Regions from separate parts of the Homo sapiens genome. Here all the other regions are linked to region 2. The links are chromatin loops, found by intact Hi-C in ENCODE. Cell type or tissue: chondrocyte. All regions are shown on one strand. Each heading gives the region's core, and the rest is flanking DNA. Links, peaks and the distances in the headings are about the cores only. Region 1 overlaps SAP30L (SAP30 like). Region 2 has its middle 34 kb from the start of MFAP3. Region 3 has its middle 15 kb from the start of MIR3141.

What was found. A loop is a pair of places that touch in the nucleus more often than their neighbours do. Peaks named below come from ENCODE experiments on the same cell type or tissue, not always from the same donor. Only the 100,000 strongest peaks of a DNase experiment are listed, where the experiment ranks them.
Region 1: a loop joins it to region 2, with 5 times the contacts of the local background. A loop is called at or near these places in 17 of 110 quality-filtered maps.
Region 3: it touches region 2 in a loop (6-fold over the local background); 20 of 110 quality-filtered maps call a loop at or near these places.

What each region holds. Positions count from the first base shown.
Region 1 is chr5:154,457,118-154,468,120 of GRCh38, reverse strand. SAP30L (SAP30 like) reads right to left here. Exons shown (of 4, transcript NM_024632.6): 4 at 7,068-11,003. Among named protein-coding and RNA genes, the nearest start is that of HAND1, 16 kb to the left of the region's middle. In chondrocyte, for the core only: a CTCF peak has its summit at 6,408 (motif pointing right); no DNase peak of the experiment used is centred there.
Region 2 is chr5:154,067,228-154,078,230 of GRCh38, reverse strand. No RefSeq gene overlaps it. Among named protein-coding and RNA genes, the nearest start is that of MFAP3, 34 kb to the right of the region's middle. RefSeq lists an enhancer at 5,788-5,837. In chondrocyte, for the core only: a CTCF peak has its summit at 5,742 (motif pointing left); a DNase peak (open chromatin) is centred at 5,704.
Region 3 is chr5:154,605,554-154,616,556 of GRCh38, reverse strand. No RefSeq gene overlaps it. Among named protein-coding and RNA genes, the nearest start is that of MIR3141, 15 kb to the right of the region's middle. RefSeq lists an enhancer at 4,606-5,375 and a silencer at 5,777-5,826. In chondrocyte, for the core only: CTCF peaks have their summits at 5,779 and 6,019 (motif pointing right); DNase peaks (open chromatin) are centred at 5,636 and 6,015.

The DNA of each region.
Region 1 (11,003 bases), core at 1,606-9,605, 390 kb before region 2:
AAAGCACTAGCCCCAGAAGGCAAGAGAAGGGGGTTCAGTTTGCTGTGTGACCTTCGGTACTTCCTTGCCCCAGCTGGACTCTGTAAAACAAGGAAGGGGGACCAGATCTAAGTCCCTTTCTGCATGGACTCTCTAGGATTTTTACAACGGTGTGAATCGAAGTATTCACCAAATACAGCATCTCTATGAGGGACAGAAAATACTCCTAGGGCCTTCCCCTGTGGCCTGAGGCTGCCACCGATTGAGGGGAGGGCGCCACCTGGTGGCCATACTCCCTCTTCTGCACTCTCAGCGCAGAGAAACCAGACAGGATCCCAGACTCCTCCTTGCAAGGTGAGCCCGGAGCCCCAGGACTCCCTTTCTTTAACTTCCTCTGGCAATTCAGGGGCGTAGAGAAGGGACTCAGCAAGTTCACAAAACCAGGAGTCCTGGGTGTGAGCCTAACTCCTGAGGGACGCTGGGGTTTTGTAACCCAAGATCTCTGAGGCCTTCTTACCTAAATATGCCTTAGGGACAGGGATCTGTGTTTCCTTACTATGTGAAATCTGAAATGCGCCACACTTTTTTTTCCTGTTCCTTTGAATAGAAGCCACTGAACAAACACAGTCCTCTCCTAGTAACTCAGAATATTTCTGCCACTACTACACAGGGCTAATGGAACACAGAGGGCAGTTTCCCCCTGCACTAAATAACCCAGGTTGCTGGGATCCTGAGTTCTTCCAACAGCTTTTACCACTCTTCCATCTTCCCAGCATGGTCAATATTCCACTTCATTCTGTGGTGTAGGTTGCATGGTGCACAGGGGAGTCAGACTGACATAGGCTCAAATCCCAGTTCACTGTGAGACCCTGGGTGAGTCACCTGACTTCTCCAAGCTGTAGTTTTCCCATCTGAAAACTAGCAATGATAATAGCTTCTTTGCAGGTCTGTGTGAGGATTAGGACCATATACAAAGACCCTAGCACAGTGTCTACTTCCCAGTCGGTGCTTAACAAATAATAGCTATATTTCTGCAGCTGGGCCATCCTGACCATCTTTTCATATCCAGCTTTGGAAATATTCCTTGATAGAAATACGAATAGCATACATTTGAAAACTATATTAGCCACCAGAGATAGAACACCCTTCGCTGAAGATGAAGGAGCCCCCTTGGAACTGTTTAAATTGACTCAGCCAAGTTCAACTTCATCTAGTTTAGATAAACCCCAGTAGGCAGGCTGCGGTCTTGTGAGTAATTGATTCCCTCAGTCCTCATTCTTTGGGCTTCAGTAAGTTTCATTAGATACAGCTTCACCTTCTGGCAGTTGCTAGTGCGCGTGGCTGAGTCTGAGCTCTGCTGAACCTGTCCCAGCCCAGCTGACTGGATGGCTCCCTTTGAAGCCTGGTCCACTCCTGCATCCCCCATCACTTAGGCAGGAGAGGCTCTGGTTGGGCACAGGTAACCTCCCACTGCTCACTTAACAAAGGCCAATCTTGCTAGTGGCTATGAGCCCTCAGGAAGTCTCTTTTAACTGTTTTAGCTTAATTAAGCTCATTACATTTGCTAACCCTCATTGGCTTCTCTAAGACTTCAAGTGCCCGTTATGCACTGCTCCTTCCTCAGAAGTAGGGTTGACGCAGGGCTCCGAGCTTTCATCACAGATTCTATGATTTTAGTAGTTGAAGGACTACTTCCCACTCCTGTCTGAGTCTTAGCTCCTCTGAAATTCCTGGCTCCTGGAGGACAGAGTCCGTTTCCTTTGGCACCTGGCCCACAGCAGATACTCAAATACTTTTGTGACCATATTTCATCAATGGGTTGTTTTTTTTAATAATAGCAGGTTTGATGACTCCAAAGTTCAAGGTACTCATTCCAGCATGAGGCTTTCTGCTCCTCATTCACTGTCACATCAGCCTGGACTTCCCTTCACTCTCATCTCATCAAACCTGTTTCCTTCAAGGGCCTGCTTAGGTGCTTCCTCTTCCGGGAAGCTCCCCTACTTTTCAGAATGCCTTTTCCTTGGTATTTTCCCCTTACTCTGAATCACATAGATAGAGTGTGGCTACACATGAAGTTAGCAAGTAGATGCTTTGATTTACCTATAAATATGGTCATAGCAGGGTTGGGCATGGTAGCTCACGCCTATAATCCCAGCACTTTGGGAGGACAAGGCTGGCAGATTGCTTGAGCTCAGGAGTTCGAGACCAGCCTGGGTAACAACATGGCAAAACCCCATCTCTACAAAAAATACCAAAAAAATCAGCCAGGCATGGTGGTGGTGCACGCCTGTAGTCCCAGCTACTTGGGGGACTGAGGCAGGAGGATCACTTCAGCCTGGGAGGTTGAGGCCACAGTGAGCCAAGATCGCACCACTGTACTCCAATCACCTGGTGACAAAGTGAGACCCTGTCTCAAAGAAAAAAAATTATATATGGTCATAGTTACAGATATGTGTGTATAAATATACATGTATACTATGTATATAAACATATATCTATACAGATACATATTCCATATAGTTGTATATAGATACTCTGTATACATATGTTTACATATATAGTATTTCTAAGCTGATATGCATATCTTTCTATGTCATTAAACATTATTTTACAATTATGACATATGTATAATGCTTTCAAGACCAGTCTCCTAGTATTTGATATATAGGCTGTTTCCAGTTCTTCACTGTTCTAAACAATGCTCTTGCGAAATATTATCTTACTCAAGTATTAGGCAGCATGACATAGTGGACGCTGGAACCTGTGTGACTCATCCCCACCGTTTCCTGGTGACCTTGGGCAAGCCACTTCACCCTTCTAAACGATTTTTTCATCTATAAAATGGGGATAATAATAATACTCATCTCATAGGGTTATCAAGGCATGTACAGTGCTTACTTACCATTGGGACTGTCACATTGTAAGTGCTCAGTGAAAAAACAGTACCAATTCGGGAGGCGGAAGATGAAGATTTTCTCTGTCTTCTCCACTACCAGTGTGACTTTGTATATCACTGTTTCATAGCGTGACAAAAACTCACAGAAGTGATGGATGACAGCGCTGTACAACACTTTAAGTGCTGCTCAAATTTAAGGTTGTATTATTGTTGTTGCTTTTACTTCTCTTACTACTTTCTATATGTTTCGGGAATATGTAAAGTAAACTATGCAAGCAGGTAGTAAGTGCTTTGAAGGCACTTAAAAATGCTTTGCTATTTTACAGTTACGGTGAAAATGATTTGTGTTCATTATAACCAGTTTAGATGATACCAAGAAAGCACAAAGAAGAGAGTCAAATTTACTCCAAAATCACCAACCAGGACTAACCATGGTTGCCATATCAGTTGTGGTCTTTCTTAACTGGCTACCCTTGTGGTGCCCAGGGCAGAACAGGGCAGGCTTCAGCTGTTTAATAAATGTCTGTTGACCTCAACCAGATCGACTGTTAACAGCAGCATGCTCCAGTTCTCTCCCTCTCAGCCAACCTCTGACAGTTTCATTAACCCCATTAAATCATGCAGGTGCCTTTACACCTCCTGGGCTTGTTAATCTCTGTTCAGCTCTGGTAAGTTAAAACCTGGCTAGAAGGTTGGATGTACCTTGTTAACCTCCATTAAACCCTATTAAATTTCTTAACTAGAGTCCTAGTGACTTCTCAAAATCCCTCATTAAAGTTTAGTAAATCCAGTTGATTGGGACAAGGGTAACTGTTGTAGCTGCGCTGCTTCAGAGCTTGGCATTCTGAGTTCTTGGACGGTGGGGTTGACAGCAGTATCCCTAGAGCGAGGCAAGCCTTGGGGATCCATCCTGGGAGTGCCTTTACCTCTTTGGCTCTCATTGTTACTGGGGCAAGTTCCTCAGCTTTTCTGAGACTGTATTTACATCTCTATAAATTGGAGTTAATAATAGTTCCTACTTTGTATGATTGTAGTGAGATTAAATGAATTAATGCACATAAAACTATTAGCCATTGTCTGGCATGGACTCTGTACTTGATAGCTATTATTATTCCTGAATATAGAAGATCTTTGTAGACAAAAAACTGTTGAGTACACAGAAGACTCAGTCCCAGTACTAAATAAATATAGTGTCCTCCTCTGTGTCAGGTCTTGGGCTGGAATGGTGGGTTATTTTCATTCTGGTTTTCTGCAGACTGAAGATCATCCATTTGAATGACAACAGTGTCAGCCACTCTGTTTGCTCAGACTCTGCCACTTCTGAGCTGTTTGATGCTGAACGTAACATAGTTATAATACTTTCTTGACCAGGGCCTTAGGGGATTGGACTCAGTGGTTCCTAAACCTGGATGTGCAGATAAATTTCTGAAAGGATTTTTTTTTTTTTTGAGATAAGAATCTTGCTCTGTCGCCCAGGCTGGAAGTGCAGTGGTGCAATCTTGGCTTACTGCAACCTCCGCCTCCTGGGTTCAAGCGATTCTCCTGTCTTAGCCTCCCTAGTAGCTGGGATTACAGGCATGTGCCACCATGCCCAGCTAAATGTTTTTGTATGGTAGAGGCAAGGTTTCGCCATGTTGGCCAGGCTGGTCTCGAACTCTTGACCTCGAGTGATCCACCCACCTCGGCCTCCCAAATTGCTGCGATTATAGCATCCGAGAGGATTTTATAAAACGCGCCCAGCATCCGAGAGGATTTTATAAAAACATAGTTTCCTGGGCTTCACTTGAGAAAATTCTCATGAAAGAGAGCTCAAGGGGAACTTTTAACTAGTATTTGAACAGGTGATACTGAAGCTGTTCATCTCTGTGCTGGGATTGGGAAACCTCTGGACCAGATTGGTGCTTCTCAACTTTATTGAGCTTAAGTCTTACCTGGAGAAATTTTAAAAATCATTATTACTGGGACTTAGACCCTGAGCTTTTCATTCTGAGGATCTGGAATGGGGGCCCAGGAATTGGCATTGCAACAGAGTGCTTAGGGGATTCTGATGGGGGTAAGGGGTGGCAAGTGCCACACTTTTTTTCTTTTTGAGATGGAGTCTTGCTCTGTCGCCAGGCTGAGTGCAGTGGCACGATCTTGGTTCACTGCAACCTCCGCCGGGTTCAAGCGATTCTCCTGCCTCAGCCTCCTGAGTAGCTGGGACTACAGGTGCGTGTTACCATGCCCAGCTAATTTTTGTATTTTTAGTAGAGACAGGGTTTCACCATGTTGGCCAGGATGGTCTTGATCTCTTGACCTTGTGATCCGCCCGCCTCGGCCTCCCAAAGTGCTGGGATTAAAACACCGGACCTCAGATGATCTGATATTCGATGTCCTAAAGCTCTATTTTGAAAAGAAAATAAAAGGGTGTTGGGTTCCTCGTGAAACTTCTGTTCTAATAGCATATTAACATGTGGGTTCATCTCCATCTTTCCATTAAATTGATATCTGTGGATCATCAAGGGATGTTTACTGCAGCAGGGGGTCAGCCAGTTTTCAAAGTGTGGGGACAAAGCACCCCTTTGCCATTCAGTGTGTGAGGACAGCAGGCAGGCCCCCATGGTTAGACACAGTATAAAAGAATGGGAGAGGCCGAGTGCGGTGGCTCACGCCTGTAATCCTAGCACTTTGGGAGGCCAAGACGGGTGGATCACGAGGTCAGGAGATCGAGACCATCCTGGCTAACACGGTGAAACCCCGTCTCTACTAAAAATACAAAAAATTAGCAGTGGTGGGCGCCTGTAGTCCCAGCTACTCAGGAGGCTGAGGCAGGAGAATGGCATGAACCCGGGAGGCGGAGCTTGCAGTGAGCCGAGACTGCGCCACTGCACTCCAGCCTAGGTGAAAAAGTGAGACTCCGTCTCAAAAAAAAAAAAAAAAAAGAAAAAAAAGAATGGGAGGATGGCAGAGGAGGGGAAGCAACTACTTATGCTAAGAAACACAGTATGAAAACTGGAACTTCCTTTGCTTTCTAAAGCAACTCAGGGACCCTGTAAATGATGGTGTCCTTCAGCAACAATCCATCACTAATTCTGTGAGCTCCTTGGTGAGAGCCAGGACTTCCTGTCCTCTCAAATATCTCATGAAAAGCCACCCTCCACACTCCTTACAGGGGAGTGGAATGGGAGAGGAGAAGGATGTGGGAAGGAAAGGATCTGCACTTTTAAAATTTCTGTAAGGCTTAAAATTTTAGAGCTAAGATGTATTACTTCTATGTAACTAATATGATAAAGACAAATATTTATTGCACTTCTCCCTTTTCATTCTGCTGAGGACAAAGCTGTGGTAAAGTGGCACTAGAGACAGGCTTGAAGTGGGAGACCTGAACTTGAGGCTTGCCTTTCTCTTCTCTAGCACTGTGAGGACAGGCGAGAGGCGTCATCCGGTAGCCTCAGGGACCTCCACCAGGAACGTGCAGTCATACTGCCCTGGCTTCTCAAGCTGTAGTATCCCTAGGGAATTTGCTACTATGCAGATTCTGATTCAGTAGACGGCCAGCAGGAGGGGCTGGGAGATTCTGCATTTCCAACAAGTGCCCAGATGATGGACCAACTTTAAATAGCAAGACTCTACTGTAGGTGAAGAAACTCCAGGTCACACGCTGTTAAAAATGTCTTTGAGACATTTAAACATTGGGATGTTTACATGAAGATCTGAATTTCCAGCTTCTCCAGTCAAATTGCAAGACCCGGTCACACAGGGCTGGTGTGCCCATAAGGCTACAGTAGCGGGGAGCTGAGTAGTGGCTGCCCTTAGAAGGGACCTGAGTTTTCCAGTTTGCAGCTCACCCTCTGCAGATATTTCAATGTGCAATCAATCCTCCATACAGTTTATTTAGATGGAGAACTGAAGACCCAGAGAGAGAACTCTATTTGCCCAGTGCATCCAGTACACTACATGGAAGTTGAGCTCCAGACTCAGGCTGTTGGACCCAGTCAGTCTCTTTCCAGGTGAGTGAATGGGATAGCAGTACTGGAACTTGGGCCTAACCTTCTGGGATCTAAACTCAGTGTGCACTGGGGATGTAGGTGCTAGTATTTGGAGCTGGGAGGAAAGACCACTGTCATTAATCACTGTAATACACTGCCAGGGGCCAAATGTGGAAGTGAAAGCATCTGAATTCTATATAAAAATTCAAAGGGAAGACAGAGGGTCTCTTACTCATTCAGATTATTTATTAAGAGCAAAAGTCGGGCCATCCCATCGTGTGATATTGCAACATGAAAAGTCACATACATACTAAGGAGACCCCACAGAATTGAGAGCCTTTCAACAGTACAGAGCCATAGATTACGAAGTTAAAATACAAATGATCCCCCAGATTTGGCAGGAAACAAGTACAATATGAGGAGGCCTGGAATGGAAGGGCACTTACTTTTCAATAAGGCAGTTACAAAATGGGAAAAAAAACCCCCAAAACCTTGTACCCCAAAATATACTCTGATGAGCGTAGCAGACAATAGAAATGTAAAAGAAGGATCCTGTATAACCCTCTGTCATTGGCAAATGTGTGCATTAAGTGAAAGCAACTGAAGGGTTTGTGTTTTAAGATGCAAGCTAGATGAAACAACTGACTGTAGACATTTCTACCTCAAGAACAGTTCATATCTTGCCCTAGGCTGGGTTCTACCTCAAAACACCAGACCCACTTTACCATTTCTAACCATAAACTTGGAAACAGTCTATAATACAATGAAAGGAATAAAAAGGCACCCCTAGAGCACCATGCTTCCCAAGGCATGATCTTGAGCTCATCTGCCCTTCGGTTCGACTGCCCAGCTCAGTAACAGGGACCAGGAGCCAGGGCCAGCTGAATTACACAACCTCAAAGGATCGCCTGGAAGGCAGATATCTGACCAAGAGATCACAGACCAAGCACATTTCATGAGAATTTAAATGCTAGGACAATACTACCTCTCCCAATAGGGCTTTTGAACCCTGGTTTTAAATAACAGGCTAGATCTGTTTTCCCTTACCACTCATTTTGCAAAACTCAACTGGCCTAAACATTTCGCTCAATCTTGAGTTCTGCAGGTTGGTCCCTGAGAGCTAGGTTGGCCTTGGGAATTTCTGCTCAATTTTAAGTTCTCAAGAATCTGAGGGCAGCCGATTTAGACTGAATTAGAGTCATCCTATAGGTCAGAAAGAAAGAATGCTAGACAGGTCAAGAGGGCCAGAGGTTGGTTCTGATAATGCCATATGACCTCAGGCACATCTTTTTGAGTTTTAGTTTCCCCATCTCTAAAAACGGATGATTGGACAACAGCAAGCTTAACAGACTTTCCACCTTGAAAATACGGCACTTCTCTGACGCTTAGACCTTAAGTCCTGAAGCGTTGTTTTCTCAGCAAAAACAGTGCAAAGTCCTTACAGGAATCTAAGGTACAAGCCCTGGGCAACCATGAAAACTTTAAACTTCATGCAAAGCAACGAAGTTATAAATCCTCCAGCTGAACAATTTCCTGATGATGTGAGCATCCGTTTTTGTGGGGCAAGCACAGAACTGAGTCCTCATCTGTCTGAGGTTTAGCAGGCTGCTAACATCTTCTCATCCCCCTCTCCTCTCCCCAAGCTTTGGCAGAAACAAGCCAGCCAGTAGGGTTTTCTCAACATTCTCCAACAAGGAACTGAGTGGACTAATACTCAGGGGTAAGGACAGTGTACCAAAGTGTCCATGTCCTAGCATTGTTTCTTTCCAAAAGGCAAACGCTATGCTTTGGGACAGTGCCAGCAATTAGGTGCTTTGCCAAAAATAACTTGTCCCATGTGGCCCCCATGGGGCAGAGACTAAGATGGAAATTACAGAGAACATAGAAAAGCCAGAGGTTTACAAAGAACAGGCTTCTCCACGAGGTAGTGGGTTCTCTGTCCTCGGAGGTGTTTAAGTCCAGACTGCTCAACCCCTTGGTGGGATGGTTGTAGGCAGAATGTCAGCACCTATGTGGAGACTAGACTGGATGACTTAACAGCCCTTTCCCAACTTTGAGATCCTGTCATTGTAATGACTGAGAGCGCCTTTGGATGACTTCCATGAAGCAACTGCTCTGGGCAACAGCCTCCCTCAATAGGCAAGGCCCCCAGAGTAAGCTCCTTCTTCCATCCTCTCCCTCCCAACAGGCAGTTGCCCTGCAGGATATTAACAAAAAGCTTCCCACAAAATAAAAAGCCTAAACACCAAAATTAGATGCAACACTGCAGCTGCAAACAATTGTTACTATCTGTTCTCTGAAAGGCTAGCAGTGACTATTTAGCTATGACAGGAACATCTAAAAACTTGGCAGCTGTAACATGTAAGTAAAATTCCTCTTCATTTTACAACACCGGTCTTGAATCCTTTGGTTTTTAATCTTTCATGAGATTCAGCTGTGATCTTTTTTTTTATATGCTGTTGCCAACCTAAGAGTTTGTTCCTTGAAGCAAGAAGTTTGTCCATTGGTTTTTAAAACATCTTAAAACAACATGAATGGCAGGATACTGATGTTTCCATGTGAGAACCTTCAGGGCATATCAAAGAACCATACCAGGCTGGAACTGAGGCAGGAACCATACTCTTTAAGAAGACAACGCCAGTTCTGGATTTCAAATTCCAGTTTTGCCCAGAAGCACCAAGAGGAAAGAAGGCAATGCTGCTACGTCACAGGTGGAGAGAAGCGCAAGAGTCCTTGATGGATGGTATAAAAATGGAGCAGCCAAGATGAACATTGCTTTCCCCACACCCCACTGCTCCCTGAAGCCAGACCCCGTTGCTCTGGAGGGCCTGGCCACTTCTCACAGGCAGGAGTCCCTTGCCCACAGATAGAGCCACCAGAAACTGCAGAAGAGGCTAAGGCGAGTGGTTTAGTGGTTTGATGAAAGAACAGATTTCTGGACATAAGAAAAACATAGGTTCAAATAGCTTTGTCTTTTCTCTCACCTGACCTGTTGAAAGGTCAGATTGAAAAGGTTGAAAAGATGCCCACAACCTCCACTTTCCACAAGCACCTCTCCTTAGAGGAAAGACAAGGGACCCAAGTACACACACAGCATCTGGCTGAAGGTAAAACATTTCCCCAGGTTTCGCTTTGGAATAAAGATTCTTTCAGACACAATTGAACAGATGGATCCTACCATCATATATTCTTGTGCAGAAGCTATTGTCTCTCTCAACTGGGAAAACAGATTTGCTGCTAAAGAAATAGTGATGTGACCTACACGCCCACAATTCTGGTTTACGTATCAGAAAAATACACTTTTTTACTCATTAAGATATGGACATTTCCATGGAGCAAGTTAACAATGCCTTAACCTGCAGGCCCCATCTGCCCCTCAGCCTTCTTGATGCCTGTATCAACATCCTTCAGCTGTAAGCAGGGAGAGAATCTCTAAACACATAGTGAATGTGAATGACTGAAAACACTCACAGAGCACTGGACATGCCATCCACAGCCAGGAGGCATACCAAAATAGGATGCCCTCACAGTCCAGAGTATATTCTATATACAACCATTTATATATATTTAATTTAAAAGGCTGCAATCTGCTAGACATGCATTTTGAACACAGGCGAAAGCTTTGCTGCAATGGAACATACTGCATTTTAGTGAGCGTGGTGACCCTGTCCCCATTCCACAGAAAGCGTGGTACTCTGCTCCACAGAACTGAGACCTTTGGACACTCCGCCGCCCTGCTCAGTAGGGGGTTTAGTCCTGACTTCTCTGTGATGGTGCTCAGATTAAGTCATCTGTGAAACTCTCTGCCAGGCCAGGCTGTCCATTGTTCTTATTATTTAAGGCTTAAGAAATTAACTCAGAATTGAAACTGAGTAGGAAAATGACACCTTTGACCATATGTCAAGATGGTCATAAATTAGAATCCAAATTCTTTTCTTTTCTTTCTCCCACCCTCCTACCCCATACCCTCTGCCCTCCATTACACAGATTAAAGAATTTTGCAAAAGCACATTTTTGGATATAAAGCTTTGTTTTCACAGGATACTTTGGCTCTGATATAATTAGATTGAGGAGTTCAACGTTTTGAACAACAAAAAAATTAGGTAATTTTCAAAAATTATTTTAGCAATCTTTCTCCCTAAGAGGGAGGCAAATTGTTC
Region 2 (11,003 bases), core at 1,239-9,238:
CATATGGAGTGCTTTCTAATACCTTTATCTTATTTTCCCTTCACAACAACTCTGAGATTTTAATCCCCATTGCACAGATGAACAAGGTGAAGCTCAGAAAGGTCATTTAAATTCCCAGGGTCATAGAACTAGTGAGTGGTGCAGCTGGGATTTGAATGCTAGTCTGTCTGGTTACAAGTCCAGGTTTTTCCAATGCAAAACATCCTCAAGAGTCTACTTTCCTGCCTAGGTGAGTCCACAAATGAAGTTGTACAATGTATGCTCTGTAACTTTAGAATTGGAGGTGACTCACGTTGCAATCTTACCATGTGCTTGGCAATGTGCAAGGCCAGTCCTTCCAAATGACCCTGTGAACTCAGTGCTAATAGTATTCTCTATCAGTAGATTTGGCAACTGTGGCTCATAGACCTTAAGTAACTTGTTCAAAGTCATTCAGCTAGTAAGAAACAGGCTGGGGTTTGAACCCAGGTCAAATCCACTTCAAAGCCTGTGCTCCTAATAGGATGACCAAATAGTTTGTCACCCAAACCAGGACACTTTTGAGAGTGAAAGGCACTATTAATAATTATGTCAAGACAGCAGGCATAAACTTCAGTTCTTGACTACTGTGCTTATCCAAATGGGCTCTTTCTATCCCTCAGACCACCATGAATCATAACGTGGAGAAGAAACCCATTACATCTGGCACCACCATCATTTTCATTATTACCATTTACCTAGACAGCATTGTAAGAAAGAGGTAAAGTCCTGTGGGAATGAGGCATTTGAAACTTGGTGCTTGAGAATTTTAGAAAGGGGTGAATGTAATTGCCTCGGGAGTTGCTATAAGAAGCAGTAACAGGGCAGCTGGGACCCTCCTCGCCTTTCCTGCACTCTCTTGACTGCAGGCACTGGGTGGAAAGGAGAGATGGATTAAAAGAGAGCTCCAAGGAAATGGAGATGAATGCCTTTAGATTTGGTATGATAAGAAGAAGGGCATTTCTCAGATACATAAAAGAGACCAGATCATTATCAAGATAGTGCTTGAAAACACACATACCTCTAACCCAGGACTAGTATCACATGGTGGCAATGGTGGTGGTTGTCTCAACTGTACTCTTGGAGGTGTGCTGGGAGGATTTTCTGCTTCAGAATTCCCAGAATTCTACCTTAAGTGCCTTAACCTTCGAGTAAAGGTTCATTTCTCTAGGAGATCAGTTTTAAAAAGAAACCACCATAGAACCATTTGAGTCCACTATCAGTCATGAACATGGGGGAGTTTATTACATAGCAGACTTTCTTTTGAATCTTACAGTTGTTTAGGATGTTGGAAAGGTGAGTTTTGATAGAGAAATGGGCATAGGGGAAGCTTTGGGACCTGGGTTTTTGCCTAGAGAAGGCACCTTAGTGTGGGGTCGTGGGTAGCCAGAAGCCTAAGTGGTACACAGCAGAGCAAGAGTACTGGGGAGAAGATGGCAGTGGGAGGGTAAAGTTCACCACCGTAGCGTTGACTATGCCAAGTTCCAGGGCCAATGGCTCTGCAGAGAACTAGCAAGGTCATGGGAGTCAGAGTGGTACAAGGCAAAGAGGACAGGGAGCCAGGACCCTGGGGTGCTGAGGCCAGCTCTGTTAATGAGAGTCTCTGAGCAAGTTAATCTCCCTATGATGCCTCATCTACCACATATAAAGCTTGGCTGAAAATGTAATAATCTCTATGGTCTTTTTCAGCTCTAATACCACATGTGACTCTAGACTGTGCCACTAAGTGAATCTTGCTGTACCTAAGTGGGTGGCTTAGAGCTAAGAGGCTCTTGACTGGAGAGCAGGCGTGACCTGAGCCACTGATCTCTGCCCTCCACATTACCCCTTCTCCTCGCCTTAATTCTCTTGATGACCAAGGGAGCTTTTAGCCTCTCCTTCCCTCATTTATCCTTTTAAGCAAGAAAGGAGGGAGGCTGCATAAAGGCTTCCAGTAGCTCTCTCTCTCTCAGGATCCCAGGAGGGAGAAGATCAGAAATTAGCTAAGAGAGAACTGAGAAAAGTTTAGGTCCTAGACTACTAACTGCAGCAAGGATAAAATCTCATCTGGAGATGGCCTGAGGACTGACTACAAAGTCTAGGGGAACACACTGGGTCACAGGGGCTAAGACATTTAGCCTCTTGGTGCTTTGGTTTTTTCATCTTTAATGGGGACACAGGGGTAGACTAATATTTAATGGACCTCTATGTCGACAGTAACTAGGCTGGGTGCTTTAAGTATTATCTAATTTAATCTTCACAACAACCTCCTTTCAGGGGAAATATTATCTTCATCTTTTGGAGGAAAAACCAGCAGTGTAGAGGAGATAAATCACTTGCCCACTTATGCAGTTCAGTAGTAGTAAAGCTGGGCTGGGCGCGGTGGCTCACGCCTGTAATCCCAGCACTTTGGGAGGCTGAGGCAAGTAGTTCACCTGAGGTCAGGAGTTCAAGACCAGCCTGACCAATATGGTGAAACCCTGTCTCTACTAAAAATACAAAAATTAGCTGGGCGTGGTGGCATGTGCCTGTAATCCCAGCTACTCAGGAGGCTGAGGCAGGAGAATTGCTTGGACCTGGGAGGCGGAGGTTGCAGTGAGCCGAGATCACGCCACTGCACTCCAGCCTGGGTGACAGAGTGAGACTCCCTCTCAAAAAAAAAAAAAAAAAAAAAATACAACAACAACAAAAGAAGTAGTAAAGCTGGAATGCACACCAGGTCTGCATGACCCTAAGATTCAAAGCGGGTTTACCACATCCTGCTGCCATTTTCTGAGAAGTCTGATTTCGTCATCCTCCTGGCTCATTCAGCAGGCTCTGACGTGGAGGATGGGGAAGGGAGCTGATTGCCTCGGTCCAAGTCTCATTTATTAATTAGCCTGGCATTTGGGGCAACTTAACCTCTCTGAATTTTAGTTTCCTCATCTATATATAATGGAGGATTAGAATAGTTCTTACCCCATATATTTGTTGTGATGATTAAATAAAATTACATGTAATGGGTTTAAGTGCCTATGGCAAAGGCTCCATAAATTTTAGCTCTTATTATTAATAATATTATTATTCTTTTTTTTTGAGACAGAGTCTCACTCTGTCACCCTGGCTGGAGTGCAGTGGCACGATCTTGGCTCATTGCAACCTCCACCTCCTTGTTCAGGCAATTCTCCTGCCTCAGCCTCCCGAGTAGTTGAGATTACAGGCTCCCACCACCACACCTGGCTAATTTTTGTATTTTTTGTAGAGATGGGGTTTCGCCATGTTGGCCAGGCTAGTCTCGAATTCCTGACCTCAGGTGATCTGCCCCCCTCGGCCTCCCAAAGTGCTGGGATTACAGGTGCGAGCCACCACGCCTGGTCAATAATATTATTATTCTTAAACTGTATGCAAACAACATGCAAATAAATCCTGTGGCTCCCCTGGATCTGTGGTTGGATGGGTCTTCTGTTAAATTCCTGGTGGCTTCAAGTGCCACTAGTAAAAGCTAATAAGTCATCCCACCATCATCAGAAAAACCATCCTGATCCCAGCACTTTGGGAAGCAAAGGTGGGAAGATCACTTGAGGAGTATAAGACCAGCCTGGACAACATAGTGAGACCCTGTCTACACAAATGCATGCACTCACGCATGCGTGTGTTCCCCCCGCCCCCCCCACACAATTAGCTGGGTGTGGTGGTATACACCTGTGGCTCCATCTACTTGGGAGGCTGAGGTGGGAGAATTTCTTGAGCCTAGGAGGTAAAGGCTACAGTGAGCTATGATTGTGCCACTCACTCCAGCCTGGGCAACAGCGTGAGATCCTCCCTCTCTTTGACTCTCTCTCTCACACACACACACACACACACACACACACACACACAAAAGAAAAACCATCCTGACATTTCCACAATTCACAAGGAGGGTTTACAATATTTCATCATTTGATTAATACCCATGAAGTAGGGAACACAGGTATGCTGACCACCTTCTTCATATGTAAATCTTGAGTCACACAGATAGAAGTGGGACAGAAATCTTAAAAATTTTTGTAGAGATAGGGTCTTGCTATGTTGCCCAGGCTAGTCTCAAACTCCTGGCCTAAAGTGATCCTCCCGCCTCAGTCTCCCAAATTGTTGGGATTATAGGTGTGAGCCACTATGCCTGGCTCCCTTTTTTTAAAAAAAATTTCCAAGCCCAGACCTTTTATATACTGTATCATAGAGAATAAAACTGGGTGAGTTTTATGGAGAACTGGGTCTCAGTTTTATATATTATGTTATCTACACGTGTGTGTGTGTGTGTGTATGTGTAAATATATGCATATATATACATATATATGCATATGAATATGTAGATGGCTATATTAATGAGGTGTAGGGAGACCCCCTGAAACTATTGCTACGGAATAAAAGATGAAATGCTCCTGATTATTGTAAATACAAAATTGCATGCAGGATTGTGTAAAGACAATGCCAGGTTGGACTGCCAGAATGAGCCAACAGCGCGTGATGTGCTTCCCCCTGCAGAGAGCCTAAGAATGGACGTGCAGTCAGGGAGGTTTCACATCACCAAGATTCCTATCCCAGAAAAGCAGATGCTCATAGCTCTGGGAATGGAATGAGACCCTTGTGGAGAGTCTATAAATGGACGCATGGGGGGCGCCTGTCCATATGGATAAGATAGGGCTATAAATGCCCTCATCTTGCCACAGCTCTTCTAGGACTTTTTAGGGTTAAGGCATACTCCCTTCTGAGAATTTCTGGTCTACCCGATTGTCTAGCTTCACGTCCTGTTTCTATGGATTGTTTGTAACCAGCTTTTGCTGCAACTGTTACTGCTGATTAATATCTTGCTAATCATAGATTATGGAAAGACTGTGTTTCTGTTTTAAGGCTCTGTTAGAAATTACTGATGCACACACTATATTGTAAATTATTTGTATACTGTACTTCTACATACAAATGCACTGTACTTCTACATACAAATGTTATGTTAAAGAATTACTTCATCCCCATGTGACCATCTCACCTCATAATCAAACGACCCTAAATCCCTCACTAACCTACCCCCGCCCTCACTAAACTTAATAATAAATGCTGGTATATCCAGTGCATTGGTGGCACCGCGGGACCAAAAGGCGGTGACCCCCTGGACCCAGCTTTCACTATCTTGTGTGTGTCTATTATTTCTCAACCTGCCAATCCACCTAGGAACAAAGAGAGAGCCCCGTCGCATTGCGGGCTGCTGGCCAGATCCCGCACTAATGAGGGAAGGGCAAAGAACAGGCCCTGGAACTTTCCTGATTCAGGAAGGGAAGCATTCAAGCTAGGCTCTATGCCTGTCCCTCTGCAATTTTTAGAAATTTAATTTCTGGACTACAACTCAGAGTGACTCCCCAACTCTATCTAATTCAGCTCCTGGGCTGTATGTACCAGGACCAGGCCAAGTTCATTTCTCTCCCGCCGGCTTTCTGCAGGAACTGGCGTCCATCAAACCCCATTGAGTATTTGTTGAAATGCTCTCACTTTGGTGTGTTCCCTTCAAAAAGCTTACTCAATATGGGCTGCAGCTGATCTCTAGGAGCCAACAGGGTTGGTGTTGAGCACGAGGCTCTGGGGGGGCGATAATAAACATGTTTCCACGTCCCAGCTGTCCGCTTGACCACCTAGGTGCCCCCCTGCTGTTCCCACTCAAAACTCTGCTAGGCCTGCTGGCTGTGGAAGAGCAGCTGCCCGCTCTCCTGTCCATTCCACGACACAACAGCGGCCTCTTGTGGCCATCACCAGCTCTACAGGTACTATTGTCTGGTCTCAGTGGGTTTCAGGGTTTTCTTCATTCTTTCGATTTATACTTAGTGAGCTCTACTGTGTGCCAAGCATGGTCCTAGGCACTATGGACAGAGCAGTGAGCAGAACAAAGTCCTTGCTCTCCTAAGGGTGGGCAAGGTGGGCCTGAGAAGTGCTTCATGGCCAGTGTGGGGGCTTTGACTTTTATTCTGAGAAGCCATTGGAAGTTTCTGGGTAGAAGAGTACCACAATCTGACTTAAGAAAAGAAAAGGAAAAAACCCATGCTTGTGCCTGAGTCCTATCCCCAAAGATTCTGATTAGATTGGTCTGAGATATGGCCTGGAGATTAGAATTTCTAAAACTCTCCAGGTGTTTCTAATGTGCAGCCAAGGGTGGGATCACTCTGGTTTCTGGATAGAGAATGGACTAAAGGGGCCAAGGGAAGAAGCAGGAAGTATAGTTGGGAGGCTATTGCTATAATAGAGGTGAGACATGCGGCTGGCTCAGACCTCAGTGGAAACAGTGAAGGTGAAGAGAAGTGGTTAGATTCTAGATTTATCTTAAAGGTCGAACTCTCAAGGTTTGCTGATGGATTGGATGCAGGGTGAAAGAGAAAAGTGAAAAGTCAGGATGACTTCCAGAGTTTTACTCCAAGCAACTAGAAGGAGGCAGTTTCCATTTGCTAAGGTGGGGAAGACTGCAGAAGGACCAGGTTTCACCAGAGAGGGGAATCAGGAGTTCGATTTCATACATGTTAAGTTAGAGATGTCTATTTGAGATCCAAATAGAGATGCTGAAAGGGTGTGTTCAGGAGAAATGTTCAGGCTGGATATCTAAGTTTATGTGCCATCAGAGATGGTATTTAAAGCCTTATGGCTGGATGGGATCAGTTAGGGAGGAAGCAAAGATAAAAGAGAGAAGTCCAGGGAATCCCCCAGGGCACTCCAGTATAGGAAGGAAATAGGTAGAGAGTCAGGAGTGAGTGATGCTCCAGGAACCCAAGTGAAAAAGTGTTTTAAGAATGAAGGAGTTGTCAATAGTCACGAGCTGCTGACCGGCCAAGTAAGATGAGTACTGAGAACTGACCACTGGAATTAGCAGCCTGGAGGTCACAGAAGACCACAACATCATGGGAGGGTTTGGGAGAGGGGCAAGGGCCTCTTTGTAGAATGGGAGGAGAAGATTTGGGGACAGAGAGAATAAAAATTCTTTTGCAAAATTTCACTGTAAAGGGAGGGTGTTGGAGAACAGAATCAAGAAAGGTTTTTTTGTGTGTTTTAATATGAGAGAATTAGCATGTTTATATTTTTGTTGGAAGAGATCCTCCAGCACAGGAAAAAATGAGTAGATACTTTAATAGAAACAAACATTTATTAAGCACATTTTTATATTCCTGACACTGTTTAATGCTGCACATGAATTATTTTTCCTCACATTTCTTTCTCACTACAATCCTATGAGGAGGTTTTATTATTATTATTTTTAACTTTTAATTTTTGTGGGTACATAATAAGTGTATATATTTATGGGTTACATGAAATATTTTGATTCAGGCATGCAATATGTAGTAATCATATCTGGGTAAGTCCCCTCAAGCATTTATCCTTTGTGTTACAAACAAGCCACTCACACTCTTTTAGTTATTAAAAAGTGTACAACTAAATTATTTTTGATTACAGTCACCCTGTTGTGCTAGCAAATACCAGGTCTTATTCATTCTTTCTATATATATATATATTTTTTGAGATGAGTCTAGCTCTGTCACCCAGGGTGGAGTGCAGTGGTATGATCTCAGCTCACTGCGACTTCCACCTCCCGGGTTCAAGCAATTCTCCTGCCCCATCCTCCCAAGTAGCTGGGACTACAGGCACACACCACCACACCTAGCTAATTTTTTGTATTATAGTAGAGACAGGGTTTCACCATGTTGCCCAGGCTGGCCTTGAACTCCTGATCTCAGGCAATCCACCCACTTCGGCCTCCCAGAGTTCTAGGATTACAGGCATGAGCCACCATGCCCTGCCTCATTCTATCTTTTTTTTTTTTTTTTATACCCATTAGCCATCCCTACTTCCCTCTGTCCCCCACTACCCTTCCCAGCCCCTGGTAATTATCCTTCTTCTCTCTTTTTTTTTTTTTTTTGTTTTTTGTTTCTGAGACACAGTCTTGCTCTGTAGGAGATGGGTCAGACTGGTGGGAGAAACTATAGGGAAAGGAGCAGGCCTTCTGAAAGGTTGGAAGGATCTGCATAGCTTCGGGGGAGAATAGCTGAAGGCAGCTGTTCTCTGACCCTGAGGCAGAGGGCAAGGAATAGGTGCAAGGGAGTGTAGGGGAATTTATCTTGATCAAGCTTGTTTACTTATTGTTGACCAGGAACTGGCCTTTGATCATCCACCCGTGATGTTCCCTGAAAGGGGAACAATAAATGTTAATTACCTGCAGGTTGTGTTGGCTCCAGGTTTTCGGCACTGTGCCTACACTGAATAAAGCAAGCAGCTCCAGCTTCTCGGGGCTGCTCTCTGGCCACTACAGCCAGGCAGTCACCTAGCTGCTCTTATACTGCATACCTGTGTCTGAGTACTCATTTCATCTGTTGGCTAGGGTCTGCGGGACAGACCTGGTATTGCTCTGTTGCCCAGGCTGGAGTACAGTGGCATGATCTTGGCTCATTGCAACCTCTGCCTCCTGAGTTGAAGTGATTCTCATGCCTCGGCCTCCCAGGTAGTTGGAATTACAGGCATATGCCACCACGCCCAGCTAATTTTTGTATTTTTAGCAGACCCATGGTTTTGCTACATTGGCCAGGCTGGTCTCAAACTCCTGGCCTCAAGTGATCCACCCACCTTGGCCTTCCAAAGTGCTAGGAGTACAGGCATCAGCCACCACCCCTGGCCCATCCTTCTAATCTCTATCTCCATGAGTTCAATTGTTTTAATTTTCAGCTTTCACAAATAAGTGAGAACATGAAAAATTTGTCTTTCTGTGCCTGGCTTATTTTACTTAACATAATGATTGAGGAGGCTCTATTATTATCTTCAATTTATAGACAAGGGAGCCTGAGCTTTGAGAAAGAAACTAACATTTCCACAGACACATAGCCAATAAAATGGGAGAGCAGACGTTCTGCCCTGGAATCCCCTTCAGAGCTAGAGTCCTTAACACCTGCCCTGCACAGCCCAGCCATCAGCCTTCCAGCACACTCTTTTAAATGCCTGAATTTTTGGTGCTCAGCTAGAAGGGATGAAATGACTCAAAAGACCATCAAAGAAATCAACAATCAAAAGTAATCATGATGACAGCACTATCTTATAAAGTCCCCAAGTGTCTAGAAAAGCTTCCACAATTATTTCGCTCTTTACTCTGTCATCCCAAACACAGTGTTGCTGTTGCACAGAGCTGTTTACTGCCTGGAACAACCCGGGCACTCAACCTGACCATGCTTGTAGTGATGTACATGTCTGCAGGGCACAGCCTGACAGATTCCATTAAACACAACCGCTCCTTTGTTGCCAGCCTTGATGCTCAGATGTACTCCCTACCTCTTCCTCAAACCCACCCCTCTCTGCACGAGGCAGCATGACCTTTCCAGCACAGTGTCTGCAGATGAACACTGCTGGAACAGTCCATATTTTTGGTAAGAAGCCAAAAGAAATGGTAGCTAGACTAAGTTGAATAGTGTCCCCCTATCCAAATTTCATGTCCATCTGGAACCTCAGAATGTGACTTTATTTAGAAATAGGATCTTTGTAGGTATAATTAGTTGAGGTGAGGTTATACTGGATTAGGGTGAGCCCTACTCCAGTGACTGTCCATTCTTATAACAAGAGAAAACAGAGACACAGACACACGGGGAGGACACCACCCATGTGACAATGAAGACAGAGACTGGAGTGATCCAGCTATAAGCCAAGAAACGCCAAGGATTGTTGGCAACACCAGAAGCTAGGAAGAAGCGAGAAAGGATCCTTCCCTAGAGCCTTCAGAGAGAACATGGCCCCTGTCAACGCCTTGATTTCAAAAGTCCAGCCTCCAGAACTGTGAGAGAATACATTTCTATTGTCTTGAGCCATCAGCTTTGTGGTAATTTAGTATGGTAGCTCAAGGAAATTAACGTAGTACCCATTGGTCAGAGCTTGGCAGTACACCTGTGAAGGATTTTGTGGTACCCTCAAGTGCCATGTACATCAATCAGTGCTGCACTGGATTGAGATCACCATTAAGAATGCATTAAGAGGCCTGGAGCAGTGGCTTACACCTGTAATCTCAGCACTTTGGGAGGCTGAGGTGGGTGAATCATCTGAGGTCAGGAGTTCGAGACCAGCCTGGCCAACATGGTGAAACCCCATCTCTACAAAAATACAAAAATTAGCCGGGTATGATGGCAGGTGCCTGTAATCTCAGCTACTCAGGAGGCTGAGGTGGGAGAATCCGGGAGGTGGAGGTTTCAGTGAGCTGAGATTGTGCCATTGCACTCCAGCCTGGGCAACTGAGCGAGACTCCATCTCAAAAACAAACAAACAAACAAACAAACAAACAAACAAAAACCCACCAAAAAGACCCCAAAAAGAATGCATTAAGGAGGGCACAAAATGATACATCTGGGAGGATCTTTGGAGATAATGTAGTTCAGCCAGCTTATTTTAAAGATGTGGAGAGTAAAGTCCAGGTAGGGCAAGGGGCTTGTCCAAGGTCACATGGCCATTTAATTGCAGGCCCCATATAGGTTTGGTTCATACTGCATCCTCTGTAACCTGGAATCCTGCTTGGCACCTAGCAGGTGGTCAATAAACATTTGTTGAATAAGTGAATGAATAGAATGCAAATACACTATCTCTAGCTCAGGATTCCTTTAAATAATGTTCTCGTGATACTTGCTAAGAGTAAAATTAACATTACTTGGTTTAAGCTGGCAATTACTTTTCTTTACATACTCAGGCTAATACCTACCAGCTACAAATTGATTTCATTTTGTTGAAAATGTGAAGGCTTCTTGGAGACTTAGCCAGAGAAAATTTCTAATATTGAAGCATAATGTTTTGTAGTTTTCCCTTTACCATCTAAAAAGGACTTTCTTGTCCCATTGGACATTCCTCTTAATTGCTGAGTTTCCCAAAAAAAAGTGCCACCTAAAATTAACTAATATTATACCAATCCATTGACTGTAGTTATATTTAGCCTCAGGACTTGGAGATAAATTTTGACTGGTTGTTCACAAGGATAAAGGCAACATAACTAATAGCCA
Region 3 (11,003 bases), core at 1,194-9,193, 540 kb before region 2:
GTACCAGTACCATGCTGTTTTGGTTACTGTAGCCTTGTAGTAGAGTTTGAAGTCAGGTAGTGTGATGCCTCCAGCTTTGTTCTTTTGGCTTAGGATTGACTTGGCAATGCGGGCTCTTTTTTGGTGCCATATGAACTTTAAAGTAGTTTTTTCCAATTCTGTGAAGAAAGTCATTGGTAGCTTGATGGAGATGGCATTGAATCTATAAATTACCTTGGGCAGTATGGCCATTTTCACGATATTGATTCTTCCTATCCATGAGCATGGAATGTTCTTCCATTTGTTTGTATCCTCTTTTATTTCATTGAGCAATGGTTTTTAGTTCTCCCTGAAGAGGTCCTTCACGTCCCTTGTAAGTTGGATTCCTAAGTATTTTATTATCTTTGAAGCAATTGTCAATGGGAGTTCACCCATGATTTGGCTCTCTGTTTGTCTGTTATTGGTGTATAAGAATGCTTGTGATTTTTGTACATTGATTTTGTATCCTGAGACTTTGCTGAAGTTGCTTATCAGCTTAAGGAGATTTTGGGCTGAGACAATGGGGTTTTCTAGATATACAGTCATGTCATCTGCAAACAGGGACAATTTGACTTCCTCTTCTCCTAATTGAATACCCTTTATTTCCTTCTCCTGCCTAATTGCCCTGGCCAGAACTTCCAACACTATGTTGAATAGGAGTGGTGAGAGAAGGCATCCCTGTCTTGAGGCACACTGACTTTTGAGATCCCTGCCATGAGCTGAAAGGGCACTTGGAGATCATTTAGTTCAATTCCATCAGTAGGATGAGACTGGGACCCAGAGAGAAGCAGGGACTTGCCAAAGGCTACAAGGCAGTCAGTGGTTGAAATGGGGTACTCCTGGACCCCCGTACTCTGTCCTTGCTTTCCTAAACACACTCCTTGTATCAAAGTTCCTACTGTGGCACACTCACAGTCCCATTGATATCACAGGATCAGGGAGTGGTTTTCATGGTTTTATTTGAGCCACTGTTGTCATGCTGCATAGTGGTTCAGTCTGAGTCCCTGGGTAGTTAATAGGAGTAATAAAAATAGCTATCATTTATTTATTGAGGACATATGATGAGCCCGGTACTTAGGTGCTATCTATGGTTTATCTTATTTAGCATTCCTGAAAATTGTATAGAGTAGGCATTGGTATTTCTTTTTTTTTGAGACAGAGTCTAACTCTGTCGCCCAGGCTGGAGTGCAGTGGCGTGATCTCAGCTCACTGCAACCTCCGCCTCCCAGGTTCAAGCAATTCTCTTGCCTCAGCCTCCCGAGAAGCTGGGATTACAGATGCCCGCCACCAAGCCTGGCTAATTTTTTGTATTTTTGGTAGAGATGGGGTTTCACCGTGCTGGCCAGGCTGATCTTGAACTCCCGACCTCATGATCCACCCTCCTCGGCCTCCCAAAGTGGTATTGGTATTTCTATCTCTATCTCACAATTGGAGGAGTTGAAGCTCAGAGCAGTCACAACACTTGTCTGAGGTCACAGGGCTGCAGGAGGCGGAGCTGTGATTTTCACCCAGGCTTTCCTCCTGTGCGCTGGGTGGTTCCCTGAATATTGGCCAGGGGAGGAAGCATCACTATGCTACATCACATTTTTACCACCTAAATGTGATTAATAAACCAACAATTATTTCCAAGGAAACATAAAGGTGAATGATGAAGCATGGTGACATGCAAAAAGCTCAGGTTGTGAGTCAGAAGATTGAAGAGCTCATCCTAGCTTTCTCATGAACTGGCTGTGTGACCTTGGGTGAGTTCCTCTCCCTCTCTGAGCCTCAGCTTTCTTGGAAAGGATTTCTAAACCCAGATAAGCTTAAGAATCACTGGCGGAGCTTTGGCCCACAGATCACACAGCGCCTGGAGAGGGTGCAGTGACAAGCATGCTGGGCTGGGATCCTGGAGATCTGAATTCTTCTTTTAAAATAAGGCATAATTACTTACAGTGAAAGTCACCTTTGTTATGGTTCCACAAGTATGGCCCTGCAAATTTTGATGAATGCAGAAGTCATGTAACCAACATCACAATCAAGACATAGAATAATTTAATTATCCCCCAATTCCTGTGTGAACCCTTCTGCCCACTCTCTTTAGTCCCCAAAGTTTTGCCTTTTGCAGATGTTCTATACACAGAATCATAGAGTATGTAGCCTTTTGAGTCTTCTTTTGCTCAGCATAATACATACAGGAACCATGTTTATTGCTGAGTAGTGTTCCACTGCATGGATGTACCACGATTTGTTTATCCATTCCCCAGTTGAAGGACATTTGGGTTCTTTTCAGTTCTTGCTGATTACAAATAAAGCTACTACAAACATTTATATACAGATTTTTGTGTGAATATAAATTTTCATTTCAGTTGGTAAATAAATGAGTAGAAATGGGATTGTTGGGTTTTGTTATTATTATTCAAAGTAGGACTATCACCCTCAAATCACCAAACATGTTGGGGCTAAACGTGAAAGGTCACTGGCCCTTAGGGAATATCATTTCTTTTTTTTTTTTATTTGAGATGGAGTTTTGCTTTTGTCACCCGGGCTGGAGTCCAGTGGTGCAGTCTCAACTTACTGCAACTTCCGCCTTCTGGTTTCAAGTGATTCTCCTGCCTCAGCCTCCTGAGGAGCTGGGATTACAGGCGCCCACCCCCACACCAGCTAATTTTTGTATTTTTAGTAGAGACAGGCTTTCACCATGTTGGCCAGGCTGGTCTTGAACTCCTGACCTCAGGTGATCCACCCGCCTCAGCCTCCTAAAGTGCAGGGATTACAGGTGTGAGCCACCGCACTTTGGCAAGGAATGTCATTTCTATTGTGCTCACTCCCCTTCCTGGCTGCCACGGCCCCATTACATGTTATTATTATTATTATTAAAGAGAGGGTCTTGCTCTGTCATCCAGGCTGCAGTATAGTGGCCAGATCCTAGCTCACTGCAACCCCAAACTCCTGGGCTCAAGAAACCCTCCCACCTCAGCCTCATGAGTAGCTGGGACCACAGATGTGCACCACCATTCTTGGCTAATTTCTAATTTTTTTGTAGAGATGGGACGGGGCGGTCTCACTGTGTTGCCCAGGCTTGTCTCAAACTCGTAGCCTCAAGTGATCCTACCATGTCGGCTGCCCAAAGTTTTGAGATTACAGATGTGAGTACTGCCCCCACCCTTCTGGGGTTTTATTGTAAGTATATGTTTAACTTTATAAGAAACTGTGAGACTGTAATCCAAAGTGCCTGCACCATTTTGTATTCCCATCAGCAATGCATCAGAGTTCTAGCTGCTCTGCATCTCCATCAGCACTTGGTATTGTTGGCTTTCCGTTCCCATTTTAGTCATTTTTTTTTTTTTTTTTTGAGACAGGGTTTCGCTCTTGTTGCCCAGGCTGGAGTGCAATGGCATGATCTCGGCTCACCACAACCTCTGCCTCCTGGGTTCAAGTGATTCTCCTGCCTCAGCCTCCCAAGTAGCTGGGAGTACAGGCATGCGCCATGATGCCCTGCTAATTTTGTATTTTTAGCAGAGATGGGGTTTCTCCATGTTGGTCAGGTCAGTCTCGAACTCCTGACCTCAGATGATCTGCCCACCTCAGCTTCCCAAAGTGCTGGGATTATAGGCGTGAGCCACCACGCCTGGCCCCAGTTTAGTCATTCTAGTAAATGTGTAGTGGTATTTCATTATTATCTTAATTTGCATTTCCCTAATGACTAATGGTGAGCCTCTTTGCAAGTGCTTATTTGTCATTCAAACATTTTCTTTGGTGAAGTGTCTGTTCAAGTCTTTTGACCATTTAAAAATTGGATTGTTTGTTTTTGTATTACTGATTTTTACAAGCTCTTTATATATGTTTGATACAACTTATATATCGGATATACGACTTGTAAATATTTCTCAATATGTGGCTTTTTTTATCCTCTTAACAATGTCTTTTGAAGGACAGAAGTTTTTAATTTCAATAAAGTCCATCAATTTCATTTTATTTTTTTGAGACAAAATCTCACTCTGTTGCCCAGGCTGTAATGCAGTGGCACAAATTTCGGCTCACTGCAACCTCTGCCTCCCAGGTTCAAGTGATTCTCGTGCCTCAGTCTCCCAAGTAGCTAGGACTACAGGCATGCGCCACCATGCCTGGCTAATTTTTAGTATTTTTAGTAGAGGTGAGGTTTCACCATGTTGGCCAGGCTGGTCTCAAACTCCTGACCTCAAATGATTCACCTGCCTTGGCTTCCCAAAGTGCTGAGATTATAGGTGTTAGCCACCACGCCTGGCCCAATTTATCAATTTCAGAAAACAGATTGTGATTTTGGTATTATGTCTAACAACTCCTCACCTAGGAGATCTGAACTTTTGACGTGGTTCTACCACTGACTGGCAGTGTGATTTTGAGCAAGCGACTCTCTAGACTTCTTTTTCTCCAGCTTACAAAGACAGAGCTGGAATACAGGTCTCTAAAAACCTGTCCAACTCTGCTATTTTAAGTTTAAATAGCATCCTAAGAATAATCATTTTAAAGACCCTATAATAACTATACTTCCCATTTTATGAATATTTAACAATGACCAGGCATAGCGGCCCCGGGCTTTAGTGCATTATCTCTTCATTCTCACATCTTCTCCCAGGAGTAAGTACTATTATTATTCCCATTTCGCAGTGGAAGACACAGAGGTCGCTTGTCTAAGGGCACTTACTGTTCAGAGCAGAGCTAGGATTCAAACACTGGCAATCTAAGTGGTGGTGGCGTTGATGACAGTGGTGTGATCATAGGTGAAGGGTACCATTTGAACTGGCTGATTAGTTTGAGAAGGGTGGGGATGAGCAGAGGGTGGGAAGATACGCCCCCCTCCTCGTGAGAAGGAAGGCGGGGCGGACGGACAGGGGCGGGGATTTGCTGGCCGAAATTTACAGCCCTTAAGTTCGTAAAATTCTTGCTCCCCACTGTTTGTCACTGGGGCCCTTCCCAACTCCCTCCCTTGGTGGCTTCAAAAGGACCCAGCTGAGCCCTTAGTACCAAAGTGTGGGGGAAGTTGTGGGAGCTGAGTGGGAAACCGGATGGGCTCTCTGTGCCTGAAGGCCAGGCCGTGCCTTGCGCATGTGTGTGTGTACGTGTGTGCGTTCTCGGACTGTGTGTACACGCGGGTGTGTGGCCCGTCCGCGGCTCGGCCCTTCTGTGAGGGCGCTGCTCTCCAGCGTGGGGAGGCGGGGATGGCAAATCATAGTGACAGTGTCTGTGCCTGGGGCGAGTGTGACTGAGATTGGCGTGCCTGTGTGTGTCGCTAGAAATGTTCTATTTTATTAATTTAATACATTTCATTTTCATTTTTAAACAGTATTTATTTATTTTATTTATTTAACACATAGTCGTGTGCCAGGTGCTTGGAATCCGGGGGATGGGGCACGCAGTCCAGGCTCTGTCCTCCCTCCAGGAGCTGACGGTGAGGGGATGGGGAGGATTGAGGGGAGAAACATTAAACAAATGAAGCCAGAAAACAAAACAAAACAAAAAACCCCAGGAACTTGCTGGGCGCGTGGGCGTGGGTATGGGCCCGGGAGTGTGTGCGCCCGGCAGGTGAAACGGGGATCGGAGCACCTGCTCTGCCCTGCGCCGTGGGCGCCCGGTGGTGGAGCAGGCAGCTGTGGGTTTTGCTTTGGTGAGGAACAAGGCCGAGCCTGGAACTCGTCTTGAACCCCGAGGGACTGGGTCCCAGGCTCAGGGTCCACTCGCCCAGTGACAGCTCCTCCACGGGGGACGCAGCGTGGCCAGCTGCCGTGGCTGAGCCGGTCCCGTCCCTCACAGAAGGGATTTATTTCCTGGCTCCCCCGGCTCTCTGGAAGCCTCCAAACCATGCTAATGGGCAGAGGGAGACTGCCGTGTCGAAGTTACGGATGCGAAGGTCCGGCCCGCGGCGGCGGGGGTTGGGGTTGGGGCTCGTCCCGCGTGCTGCAGGGAGGGAGTCGGGGCAGGGCTGAGGCTGGCACTCGGGGCTCTGGAGTCCTTCACCCCAGGACGGCAGGGTGCGACATTCTCCCACTGGACCAGCAGGTGACGCTGGAGGCCAGGGCTACGCAGGCCCGGGCGCTTTGGGTTCTGGGGAAAGAGGACAAACATCGCAGTTGCACTTAGGCGTCTCGCCGTGCTCAGGACCATGTGCTCGGGCCTTTCACGATGAAGTTGTTCAACCCTCCCATGGTCTTGTTTATTATCCCATAACTTAGGCTTAGAGATGATTTTTTTTTTTTTTTCTTTGGAGACGGACTCTCGCTCTGTCGCCAGGCTGGAGTGCAGTGGCGGGATCTCTGCTCACTGCAACCTCCGCCTCCCGGGTTCAAGCGATTCTCCTGCCTCAGCCTCCCAAATAGCTGGGACTACAGGCGCCCGCCACCATGCCGAGCTAATTTTTGTATTTTTAGTAGAGATGGGGTTTCACCATGTTAGCCAAAATGGTCTCTATCTCTTGACCTTGTGATCCCCCGACCTCGGCCTCCCAAAGTGCTGGGATTACAGGCGTGAGCCACTGCACTCGGCCGTAAGTAGCTTTCTTATGGTCACCCAGTTTGTGTGTGGCAGGAACATGGCCCAAGCCCAGTTCAGAGTGCGCGAAACAGGGCTCTTGCTGCAGGGAAGGGGAAGAAGGGCTGAGGGTTGGCCCGGTCTCCCTGAGAGTGTTCTGGAGGCATGCTAGGAGGGGTCTCTGACCCTGCTTGGTAGGAGCTGAGGGCAGACCTGCACCTGCTGCCGCAGGTGGTGCTGGCAGGACCAGCAGGGGTCTGAAGCCAGCCCAAGGCTCCTCCATTTCGGGCCTCCCTGGTCTTCAGCATAACCCACCTGGGAGTCTTGGGCTTGGGGAGGAGAGGAGGTGCCCTGCTGCTCCCAGCCCTCCACAGCCAGACCGTCTGTTGTCTTCTCATGATCTTGTAGTTCCTTGCCCTGGCAGGTGTACCTGATTACCAATGTCCCAGCCCAGCTCCTCTGGGAAGCCTTCCCTTCCACCGGAGGGGCAGGTCAAGCAGCCATCTCTGTAACAAGTTTTCTGAGGGTTCTAACACAGGCAGGCAGGGAACCACCTTGTCCAAACCAGCTCTGGGCTTGCAGCTGAAACCAGCAGTGTTGCTTCTCTTTCCAAACCCACCTACGCAATCTGCTCTCTCACAATAGGAAGAACATGGCTCCTTGGGCAGGGATCCTGGCTTAACCACCCTCTATCCCCCAACCCCAACCCTGGCCGAGAGCCCAGGAGGGTGGTTTCACAGATCTACCACCCTCATCCTTTCCTTCCACAAATTACTACTGAGCCCCCCTCTATGCACCAGGCTCTGTCTGAAGCGCTGAGGAGAGAATCTCAGCTCACTTCTTCATGGGAGAGGCAGATGAATAGCAGAAAATAGATATGAATGTCAGCCTCTGATTATAAAATTAAACAGGGAAAAATGAGAGTGGCACAGTGGGGTGGGTAGGGGAAGACCTTAGAAATGTGGCCAGGGAAGGCATCTCTGGGATGTGACGTTTGAGAAGAGACCTGCAGGAGGTGCCTTTTGAAGATCTGGGAAGGAGTTTCCAGGCACAGGAAGAGCCAGTGCCAAAGTCTCAGGGCAAGAGCAAATGAGGAGGGAAGGGGTCTGAAAGGGAAGGAAGGCAGGCAGGCGAAGCTGGAGCACCCCACAGCCAGGGCTGAGATCAAAGAGGAGGGCAGGGCCCGATGGGTGGGGCAAGGTCTGGGTTTCATTTTAGACGCAGAGGCAGCCCCCTGAAGGGTTCTAAGTAGGAGAGTGAGGTATTCTCATTTAGTTTTAATCTCTCTGGCTGCCAGTGAGTCCCTCCCTAAAGTTCCCCTTCCTCCCTCCCCAGCAATCTAATCCACAGATGAGAACCCGGGAGCATAACTGGTAGCCGGGGCTGCTGACCCTGGCCCAGGGTCTGCAGGGTTAATCCCGGGGGCCTGGAGCAGCCCCTGATTAGCAGGCCCTGCCACTCCCTGCTGATAAACTCCCAGGCAGGAAGAGGCAGGACTCATCCGGTAGGAAAGTGGAGAAACCAAAGCTGGTGAGGAGGGGAGCTCCAGGAGCACCTTAGGAGGGCTCTCTTCCCCTTTTGGAGGTGGTGAGTTCCCTAGGTGAAAGCCCTCTGGTTTTATCCCTCATTTGGCATTTTCATAGCCACTCTTACAGTCAGGGCCTGGTGTGGATTTTATGGGCCCCTGTTTAAGGAAGAGAAAACAAAATTAGGTGCAGGGCTTTAGAAGAGCCATGTGTACATGAGGTCCCCTGAGACCTAAGCTTCACTAGCTCCATGGTAAGTGTCCATCTCTAATTTTCCATCAGGGGAATAAGCCCTGTATACAGATGAGGAAGTTGAGGCTCTGAGAGCCTGAAAGGGATATAGAAAACAGAAGGGTTTCTGCTGGGATTTCTTATCCCCCAGCCCAGAACTCATTCTACCACCCAATCCATCTAAAAATCCAGTTGTGCCTTCTCCTTGCAGACCTGCTCCCACCACCAGGCTCAGGCCACAAGGAAGGGTAGCATAGGGCATGGTGGAGATGGGCGGGCTGGTGGCAACCTGCAGAGGGAAAGGGCTTAGCATGAAGCAGCATCCCTGTTGGGGACAGGATCCTGGGTGGCCAGGATTCCATCTGCCTACCAGACATTCCAAACCACACATTGTTTTTTTTTTTTTTTTTTTTTTTGAGACAGAGTTTTGCTCTTGTTGCCCAGGCTGGAGTGCAATGGTGCAGTTTTGGCTCACCGCAACCTCTGCCTCCTGGGTTAAAACAATCCTCCTTTTGCTGTGAACCGAGATCACGCCTCTGCACTCCAGCCTGGGTGACAGAGTGAGACTCCGTCTCAAAAAATTAAAAAAAGAAAATAAAGGAATCCTCTTGTCTCAGCCTCTCCAGTAGCTGGGATTACCAGCGCCTGCCACCACGCCCAGCTAATTTTTGAATTTTCAGTAGAGACGGGGTCTTACATGTTGGCCAGGCTGGTCTTGAACTCCTGACCTCAGGTGATCTGCCTGCCTCAGCCTCCCAAAGTGCTGGGATTACAGGCATGAGCCACTGCGCCTGGCCCCCAAACCACACATTCTAAACCACCTGGAGGTCAGAGCAGCGGCTCCGGGATCTGGCTGAAGATCAGAATCCCTGGGAATTTGTTAAAATGCCATCCCTGGGCTCTAATCCAAAGCTGCAGAATGAGAATTGCCAGGGGTGGGACCAGAAATTTGGGCATTGAACACACTTTCCAGGTTCTTCTTCAGCACAGGTGGGCTGGAACCCCTGATTTAACCATCAGCCTTGCCTCCTGGGGGTCTGCCTACCTGTGCCAGGGTGGGTCCCCAGGAGTTATCAGGGACAAAGGAATCCCCTTTTCCTGGCAGGGGTGAATGTGAGTGTCTAGGGCTGACTGCTCACATGATAGCATGGAGTCTCAGCTCTGGCCAGCATGACTCTGGGAAGACGAGGACAAGACCCAGGGCTTGGTGGGGACGGGCTTTGCCAGGGCATGAATCATGCTTCTAGTGCTTCTAGGGGAGCCATCTCCAGGACTCCCTCCCCTCACCTCTAGAATGGAGTTGAGGAGGCCTGACACGAGAATTATTAAAGCACTTAGGATCCTTCTGGTGACCTTTAGAGAAGCTGTGCTGTGTGCCAACACAGTCCTAGAGGGAAGAAAGACACATTCCTGATGACAGACAAGGAAGCTGAGGTCCTGAGAGGTAGGGTAACTTGTCCGAGATTACCCAACTAGGAACTGGCAAGACTGAAATTTGAACTCAGGGTGGTCTGATTTCAGGGCATGTCATTTTTAGGCCATCCTGTCTTGTTTGGCTCTCTTTTCATTTCCTGTCATTTCGCTAGGTGATATTCATTGAGCACCTCTTTTGTGCCAGTGGAGAGCTGGCACCTCCACTCCACCGTTCTGCAGTGAGGTTGGATAAGGCACGAGGTGGTGGCCCTCTGGAAACTGTAAAGTGCTCTCTGGCCTTGGAGGATTCTTCTCAACCGTGTGGCTCAGCTCTCTCTGTGCTTTCTTCACAGCCTAACTGGGCTGGGAGAGTGCTATCTCTGGCTGAGAGAACCACAGACTTCAAGATGTATGAGGGCTACCTGGGAAGCTTGTTAAAATGCAGATTGGAACCACCCCCAGAGATTCCAATTCAGTTGGTCAGAGCTGGGCCTTGGGCTATGCATTTTTGACAACTGTCTAGATTGTCTGCTGCGGGTGGTTTGAGCATTGCACTTTAAGATATGGTACACTATAATAGAAAGACAAAAGTCAGAAGAAAGACGTAGTGACCATCTGGCAGCCCAAGTCTTAGATAATGAAAGTTAAGGACTTTCTTCTTGCGAAAATGCATAAACTCACCTACATCCAAGATTTTGAAGTTTCAGGAAGTTTTGGGTCCCTGAAGGCCAGCCATGCAATTATGGATCCTTGGACCCCAACTTAATAACCCCTGATCTCCATGCTAGGCTCACAGGTCACCTGGGCAATGAAGGCCCCCCTAGGCCTCCCAATAAAGTTGCTTCTCCTCTGTGTTCCTGTAACACAGTAAGGACTTAACTCCATCAGAGTTGTGGTTTACCCTATTTACGCCTCTCCCCCTGGACTGTGGGGCATGTGGAAGTCATTTTCCTCCTCCTTCCCGGCGCAAGGTAGGATTATACTGTCCTGTCCCCTTTGAGGTTAGACATATCCATGTGATTACTTTAACCATGAAATGTTAGCAGTAGAAACTATAAGCCAGTGTGTGAGTCCCCAAGTTTGCTTCACCTTGCCACAGTGATCTTGCAAATGTGTCAAGGTGGAGGGTCCACCAGCCCCTGTCCCTGAGTCACTGGGTGAACAGAAACTCATGCTGACCTGTGTTGGACATGCAGTGTGAGTAAGAAATAAACCTGGGGTATTTTTTTTTTTTGAGATAGTCTCGCTCTGTCACTTAGGCTGGAGTGCAATGGCATTATCTTGGCTCACTGCAACCTGTGCCTCCCAGGTTCAAGCAATTCTCCTGCC